Regions from separate parts of the Homo sapiens genome. Here region 1 is linked to region 2. Evidence: read pairs that join two places in POLR2A ChIA-PET (ENCODE). Cell type or tissue: GM12878. All regions are shown on one strand.

Region 1 (4,000 bases), 320 kb after region 2:
CTATCTCTGGCTCGCTCGGCTCACAGGCTTGGGACTTGGGCTTGCCCTTCCCTGGGGGAGAGAGGCCAGAGGCTAAACCCGATCCTCAGAGTCCAAGTCCACCTTGCTCTCAAGCGCCTTGTTAACTCAGGCGGCCTCGCTGTCCCAGAGTCAGTAACACCAGAGGTGGTTTTACACTGAGGGATTCACAGGCAGCCTCCAAGTTACAGAAGAATAACTTGAAAAGAAACTCATACAATGACGTACCTTTTCCCTTGCCCTTCCCTTTGTTTCCAGGGCTACGGGCATGGTTGGGAGGATCTTCAAAGCTTTTGCTCTTTGCATTATAGGCCTGAAAAGGAGAGAACTGCAATCGTTTGGGAGAGAAACGCACTGTCCCCTCTCTAACGCAGACTAGTAAGAAGGCAATTTGATAGTCACTTAATTTCTCCCTCAGTGGGGCCATGACCAATTAGCCACCAATAAGAGTAGTTTGACTTTGCTACAATAGAAACTTAAAACAATCCATTTTATTAATACTAACATTTGATCTGGCTGACACTGAAATGCCTATTACAAGCACTTGAGAGTACCTTCTAGAACAGGAAAAAGTGCTATGCAGAATCTGCTGTCCAATTGGGCTACCTCATCCATGCCTGGGAGAACGTGGATGTATCGTTTTAAGGTAACAACACGGAAAGGCCAAGCCCCAACAATTTACAAGTCATGAGCTTGATCAGCTGACTCGTGGGCCCTCTCCATAACGAGGGCCACCCGCACAGGCATGTGGGCTGGGCCTGGACGTAGGCGCCTGGCCCAAGGGACCCAGGAGCAGGGGCACCTTCTCCAACTCATACTAAGACACCAGTCAGGCTGGTGGAAGCTGCCTCATGGTCCTCAACGTTCAGTTGCACCAAGACACTAAAACGTTAGGTTCTCTAATGACGTACTTTTTAAAAACCAGGAGTGTTAAACTCCGGGACCACTTGAATCTCATACAACTTGTGCTCTGGAGAACCCTGCTCAGACCCCCGTAAAGCTCCTGCAGAACAGCTTCACGTCAGCCAACCACCCACTTCTTACAAAAGCTGAAACCCTGCAGCCAAGCCGCCTTGTGTATAACCCGACATCAGACTCCTTCTGGCCAACTTTGACCCCGAAGCCTTCCCTCTAGCAAGCAGGGGCACCACCTCGAGGAAGTAGAAGCGGTTGGGGCCGCCCATGGAGTACACCTGGACGCACTCGGGCAGGTCCTCCCCATACTCCACGGTGCAGCGGCCCTGCACAGCCTTGAAGTCCACCACGGCCTCCTCGTCGCTCCAGTAGAGCAGGTTGATGTCTGCGTGGTAGCTCGCTGGAGTGGACTTGTGGGTGTTCTCAGGCCTGCGAGCGGGAGAGGCCTCGTTAGGAGCTCTCCTTTGTGGTGAGCTTATGCTGAATTAAACAGTACCATGTTCCTGGGGTGCTCAGGGAACTGCAGGGTAAAGACCCCCTAGTTCGAGAACCGCAGGGTAAAGACCCCCTCAGTTAGGGAACTGCAGGGTAAAGATATCTCCTCCCCACACTGGGGAACTGCAAGGTAGACTCCCCCCCATTTAGGGAACTGCAGGGTAAAGACCCCCCCTAGTTAGGGAACCACAGGGTAAAGATCCCCCAAGTTAGGGAATCGCAGGGTAAAGACCCCTCCCAGTAAGGGAATCACAGGGTAAAGATATCCCCTCCTCACATTAGGGAACTGCAAGGTAGATTCCCCCACAATTAGGGAACCGCCAGGTAATGACCCCCGACCCAGTTGGGAACCGCAGGGTAAAGACCCCCCAGTTATGGAACCGCAGGGTAAAGACCTCCCCAGTTAGGGAGTCATAGGGTAAAGACCCCCCTACTTAGGGAACCGCAGGTAAAGATAACCCCTCCCCAAATGAGGGAACTGCAAGGTAGATTCGCCCCCAATTAGGGAACCACAGGGTAGAGACCCCCCAACCATTAGGTCAGCTTGGCTGCTTGCTCTGCACGCCTGGCCCTGCCCTGCTGTGTCCGCCTGCCGGTAGCAGCCTCTCGAGTGTGTTTCTCTCACCTGTACCACTCACAGCCCTTGTTTTATTTCCTGTTATTACAAAGGCTTCAGGAAATCTTTGATCTATGTTAGCTAAGAGGTGAGGCAAGTGTATAGCTTCCTGTACAGGCTAGTTTCAGGTTAATGCCTAATCACCGCAAGTTACTCGGGTCTTAGAAAAAGAAAACGTAATAGGCCAAAAGCTTAGGAAAGAGAAAAAATCCCAGAGACAGAAAGGAGGACCTGGGAAGAGGTGGGGACAGCGGGACAGAACCTGGACAGTCATAGATGGAGCTTGGGAGGTTCTCTGGGGGTGCCCAGGCACTCTACCCGTTTTTTCTTTTGAGACGGGGTCTGGCTGTCACCCAGGCCGGAGTGCAGTGGTGGGATCATGGCTCACTACAGCCTCAAATTCCTGGGTTTCAGTGATCCCTTCAGCCTCAGCCTCCCAAGTAGCTGGGATTACAGGCGTGTGCCACCACGCCCAGCTAGTCTTTTTTTTTTTTTTTTTTTGGTAGGGCCGGGGTCTCACTACGTTTCCTCAAGCTGGTCTTGAACTCCTAGACTCAAGTGATCTTCCTGCCTCAGCCTCCCAAAGTGCTAGGATTAGAGGCGTGAGCTACAGTGCCCAGCCAGCTTAAGGATTTCTTTTGGAAAAAGGGCTCTGCAACATTAAAATAAGGACCTAAAAGTGAGGGCTGGGAACTAGAATTCTAGTCATTATCAGTGCCCACCGATAATCAGAAACACTTGGAAAAACAGCTACTTCAACCTAACTCTTAGAACAACTGTGGGTGCTATGCCACAACCTTGTTTCAGGCAGAGCCTTCTAGAAGAGTCTGTGGCCTCGTGGAAGAACAGAGGCCTCTGCTGACCTGTAGAACTTGTTGACCCGGATTTTGATGTCAGTCTCATTGGGCCTGCCGTTGCTCTTCTTGGGACAGAAGATCTCTTTGATCCGGCCAATTCGGTAGGGCTCAGGGGCATCCAGGTTGCTGCCTTTGATGTAGTCGGAGTATTTCCGGTAGTGCTCTGGGTACAGGTCCTCATCCACGGGCTCCTTCCGTGGGCGTTTCACGGGACTGGACAGCTTGATGCTGCAGAGAAGCACCCACTTGACATCAATGAACCTTCCACCTTGCAGTGGTCAGTCAGGCATGACTGACCAGTGAAAATAACCATTTAAAGTCAAGCACCTGATGAATTAAGGTAGGTGTGTACCCTAAGAAATGATTTAGGCTGGGCATTGTGGCTCACGCCTGTAATCCCAGCACTTTGGGAGACCAAGGCAGGTGGACCACAAGGTCAGAAGTTCGAGACCACCCTGGCCAACACGGTAAAACCCTGTCTCTACTAAAAATACAAAAATTAGCCGGGTGTGGTGGTACATGCCTATAATTCCAGCTACTTGGGAGGCTGAGGCAGGAGAATTGCTTGAACCCAGGAGGCAGAGGTTGCAGTGAGCTGAGATTGTGCCACTGCACTCCAGCCTGTGTGACAGAGCAAGACTCCATCTCACAGAAAAAAAAAAAAAAGATTTAGCTGCAGATTTAGTCTCACAGTTTGAAGCACGCATTCACCCTCTGCGCATTACTGGCTACGGTGGTGGCTGACACTGCTCAAATACCCCAGGCTCCTGCCTCCCGACTACTTGGCATCTTGTGTTTCCTGGCATGTGACGTGGGCAGAAGTGACCAAAGAGGATGTCACTGCCTGGGGAATGTCCTGTGTGCTTTCCCTTGGGCTCAAACACTGGCAACTTCTGACTCCAGCGGCCCAGATATCCAAGGGACACAACAGGTGGAGTCCTCTGCTGACCTGTGATGGGCACCTCGTATGAGCGAGACAGCGGCTACCGTGGTTTTTGTTGAGAGAGTTTCACTCTGTCACCCAGGTTAGAGTGCAGTGGCACAATCTCGGCTCACTGCAACTCCTCCTCCCAGGTTCAAGCGATTCTCGTGCCTCGGC
Region 2 (4,000 bases):
ACCATGTTGGCCAGGCTGGTCTCGAACTCCTGACCTTGTGATCTGCCCACCTCAGCCTCCCAAAGCGCTGGGATTACAGGTGTGAGCCACTGTGCCTAGCCTCAAAAAAAATTTTTTTTTAAAGGCCAGATATCTCCACAGGTAGCTTACTTTATGTTATGGAAAGTGCCAATTTACTGAGCACCAAATGAATACATAATGGAGTATTCTTCATGTAGATTAAATAATGTGACCATACTCTCCCTCTTTCCCCTCCAGCCCACTTTTCCCTTTAAATAATGAAGCCCTCAAAATCATATTTGGAAAAAAGCACGGATCACAGATTGTTCCTGGGGTTTTGTGTTCCTTTTCTCCCAGGCTTGTCCTTAACCTTGTCTACATAAACCTGTCAATTTATTGAGACCTGTCTCAGATACTTTTTGGTTTACAAATTGTTTGACTGAATTGAGGAAGGACGGTCCTTGTCCCACCAGCCCTCACAAACCTGGAATCTGGTACAAAGTGCTCCCCAAAGATACAGCTGCAGGAGATTGTGCAAATGTGCAATGTTTCCAGTTACCTCGCAGGCATTTAAGGTTGGTGACTGGCAGTGAGAAAGGAGAATAGGGAAAATGAGGCAGAAGAATAGCAAAGGGAATTAAAAGTTGGATAAAGGGTAAAATACGTAAAAGCAGAGAGCAGAAGCAAGGTGAAAGGGCACCCGCCCCTTCTTGCTCACCCAGCAAGAAGCAAGATAAATGGCAGAAGCTGAGGAGACAAAACAAAAGGAAGATTAAAAACTGAGTAAAGGCCGGGCACAGTGGCTCACACCCAACACTTTGGGAGGCTGAGGCAGGCGGATCACGAGGTCAGGAGATCGAGACCATCCTGGCTAACACAGTGAAACCCCGTCTCTACTAAAAATACAAAAAAATTAGCCGAGGGTGGTGGGGGGCGCCTGTAGTCCCTGTTACTCGGGAGGCGGCTGAGGCAGGACAACGGCGTGAACCCGGGAGGCGGAGCTTGCCGTGAGCCCAGATCACGCCACTGCACTCCAGCCTGGGCGACAGAGCGAGACTCCATAAATAAATAAATAAATAAATAAATAAAATTAAAAAAAAAACAGTAAAAATCCCACGGCCGGGGAAATCAGGACCAAACCAGTAAGGAGCAGCTCTTTAGGCATAAGCACGCGCATTAAAGACAAAAAGTATCCTTAACATGATAAGGATAACCAGCTCATTAGCGCTCATGCATATGGACGGCATATCATGAATGGAGGCGGCTCTCAAGCACACAGGGGCCAAAGTAAGCAACACACCTATCATTCAAAAAGGTAGACACTGGCTAGATATTAGGCAGCCTTGGGAAGAGAAAAAAAGCCTGGCCAATAAGGTGAAACCCCATCTCTACTAAAAGTACAAAAATTAGCCGGGCGTGGTGGCGGGCGCCTGTAATCCCAGCTACTTACTCGGGAGGCTGAGGCAGGAGAATCGCTTGAACCCGGAAGGCGGAGGTTGCGGTGAGCCGGCACCGCGCCATTGCACTCCAGCCTGTGCAACAGAGCGAGACTACGTCTCAGAAAAAAAAAAAAAAAAAGACCCAAACTATACCAAGCTGGGGCTGATCTTATCTCGCAGAGGTCAGTCCGCTCTCCCCACTCCGAGAGTGGAATACTGTGCTTAATAAACTTGCAGCTTTGCCATCTCTGTGTGTCTGGTCCAAATCTTTCTTCAGGACACCAAGAGCCTGGAACTGTCCGGCACCATGCGGTAACAGCAGCTGTTGGGCAGCGTAGAGTCTACTCTAGGATCAAGCTTCGCCTACTGACTGGAGTCCGTATCCCGGGGGAACGCGATGGCCAGAGGGAAGAGGTGAGCCAAATGCTCACCAAGCCCAGCCCTGAATGAACCCAGGGGGTCAGAAGGGATGACTGCAGAACTCGTCCCCCACCCCCACCCTCCGCCCTTGCTCCTAGTTGCCGCTGCAAGAGGCTTCGGGCTCAGGATCAGGAGCTTACCCCTACTCCCGGGACCCTCTGGCGTCCCCACCATGTGACCGAGTCTCCCTGCAACAAACAATGACTTCAAACGAGCTGGGCGCCGGCGCCTGACCTCTGACTCTCGCTCCACGCCCCTTCCCTGGCCACAAACCCGCCGAGGCCCCCCTCTCTACCCGGCGCGCCTACCACAGGCGCGACACCTGTCAAGCCTTGGGACACCGAAACCGTACCTGGGAACAGCAAACACACCACAGACTGCAGACCCGGAAGAACTTGTCCCAGTGTTGACCACACCCCCTGGCTAGGGGCAGGGCTTCCGGCCTCGAACTTTAACTTCCGCTTCCGGTTCCTAGCGTTAACTGCGACCGGGGTTCAGCGCTCGGGTGAGGAGCTGGTGGCGTCGGCAGGTTCGAGGCGATTCGAGGTGAGGGGGTCAAGCGGAGAGGCTCGGAGTCGGAGAAAGCTGTCGCGACCCAGCCACCCAGGGTCTGGGGTCGGTGGGAGGTGAGGCCAGGGAGTTTTGTGGCAGGGCTTTCAGGCGGCGAGAAGGGGCGGAGGCGCGGCTCCCCGGGGTTCGCGGCCCTGGGACAGGGGACTTGGGGCCTGGGAGTATTCGAGTCCGGGGGGTTGGGGGCAGAACGGAAGGCTCAGTAACCTGGAATTTTAGGGCCTGGGACTGGGAGACTTGTAGGCTGGGGCTTCTGGGCCTGGGAGACGCCTGAAGCTCTGACTTTGCTGCCTCCCACCCACCCCCCGCTTTGTGTAGCTCCAGCTAGGATGATCGAGGTTGTTTGCAACGACCGTCTGGGGAAGAAGGTCCGCGTTAAATGCAAGTATCCACTGGCAGCCGAGAGGCAGTGGTACCCGCAGGGGTGCTTGGCGTGAGGCAGGCAACTCAATCTGTGTTGTCGGATGGTTTTAGTTAAACCCGGGAGAGGGGGCGGATGGGGTCCTGGCAGATGGTATTCTGCCCTAGAATGTCCTCTTCCTCGTTCTACCGCTTCCATTTGCCTTAACTGCTCTGCGCCCAGCACGGATGATACCATCGGGGACCTTAAGAAGCTGATTGCAGCCCAAACTGGTACCCGTTGGAACAAGATTGTCCTGAAGAAGTGGTGAGTGCAGCGGTAGAGCCACTGGGTGGACTGGACTAGGCCGGAAGGTTTTGGTTGGGGGAGCGCTGCAGGCAGCCCTTTGCTTAGGCTTGGCTACCTCATTTGGCCTACAGACTGAAGAGCCTCCTTAGCCTTATCTCTGAAATGTCTCTTTTTCTTAGGTACACGATTTTTAAGGACCACGTGTCTCTGGGGGACTGTATCCTTTGTGTGACTTTTTGAGGAAGCATCTACATACCCAGCCTCGGTTATCTGTTCAAAACTAAAGTCTGCATGAGCTTATGCATATTAAGTGTTTAACTTAATACGTGGCACATGGTGAGCACTTAGAAAATGGGAGCTAGGTAATTATTTGGTTGGGGAGGAGAGTGGTTGGTGAAATAGTTTGACTTCAAGTTCAAAATATTTATTACTGACCTCCACCTGAGTGCTGGACAGTAGGTCAGGGTGGGGTGAGACTCAGGCATATCTATTGTGCAAAAGGAGCAGAAACTTTTTACAATTTTTATTTTATTTATTTATTTTTTTGAGACAGTCTGGCTCTGTCGCCCAGGCTGGAGTGCAGTGGCACGATCTTGACCCACTGCAACCTCCACCTCCCGGGTTCAAGCAATTCTGCCTCAGCTTCCCAAGTAGCTGGGATTACAGGTGTGTGCCACCACTCCCTGCTAGTTTTTGTATTTTTAGTAGAGATGAGGTTCCACCATGTATGCCAGGCTAGTCTCAAACTCCTGGCCTCAAGTGATCCTCCCGCCTCGGCCTCCCAAAGTGCTGGGATTATAGCCGTGAGCCACTGTGCCTGGCCTAGAAGGAACAGAAACTTTTTTTTTTTTTTTTGAGATGGAGTTTTGCTCTTGTTGCCCAGGCTGGAGTGCAGTGGTACAATCTTGGCTCACTGCAGCCT

What was found. ChIA-PET counts read pairs that join two places held together with the same protein. Peaks named below come from ENCODE experiments on the same cell type or tissue, not always from the same donor. Only the 100,000 strongest peaks of a DNase experiment are listed, where the experiment ranks them.
Region 1: POLR2A ChIA-PET joins it to region 2 with 7 read pairs; 2 of 35 experiments call an interaction of 5 or more read pairs at or near these places.

Annotation. Positions count from the first base shown.
Region 1 is chr19:10,140,859-10,144,858 of GRCh38, forward strand. It overlaps DNMT1 (DNA methyltransferase 1), which reads right to left. Exons shown (of 41, transcript NM_001130823.3): 29 at 2,908-3,129; 30 at 1,170-1,362; 31 at 247-331; 32 at 1-51. Among named protein-coding and RNA genes, the nearest start is that of EIF3G, 23 kb to the left of the region's middle. In GM12878, no CTCF peak of the experiment used is centred here; no DNase peak of the experiment used is centred here.
Region 2 is chr19:9,825,580-9,829,579 of GRCh38, forward strand. UBL5 (ubiquitin like 5) reads left to right here and starts at 2,339. Exons shown (of 5, transcript NM_001048241.3): 1 at 2,339-2,405; 2 at 2,748-2,814; 3 at 3,013-3,096; 4 at 3,258-3,295. The coding sequence starts at 2,759. RefSeq lists enhancers at 1,921-2,645, 2,056-2,105 and a silencer at 2,149-2,455. In GM12878, no CTCF peak of the experiment used is centred here; a DNase peak (open chromatin) is centred at 2,262; H3K4me3 peaks cover 2,435 bases; H3K27ac peaks cover 1,490 bases.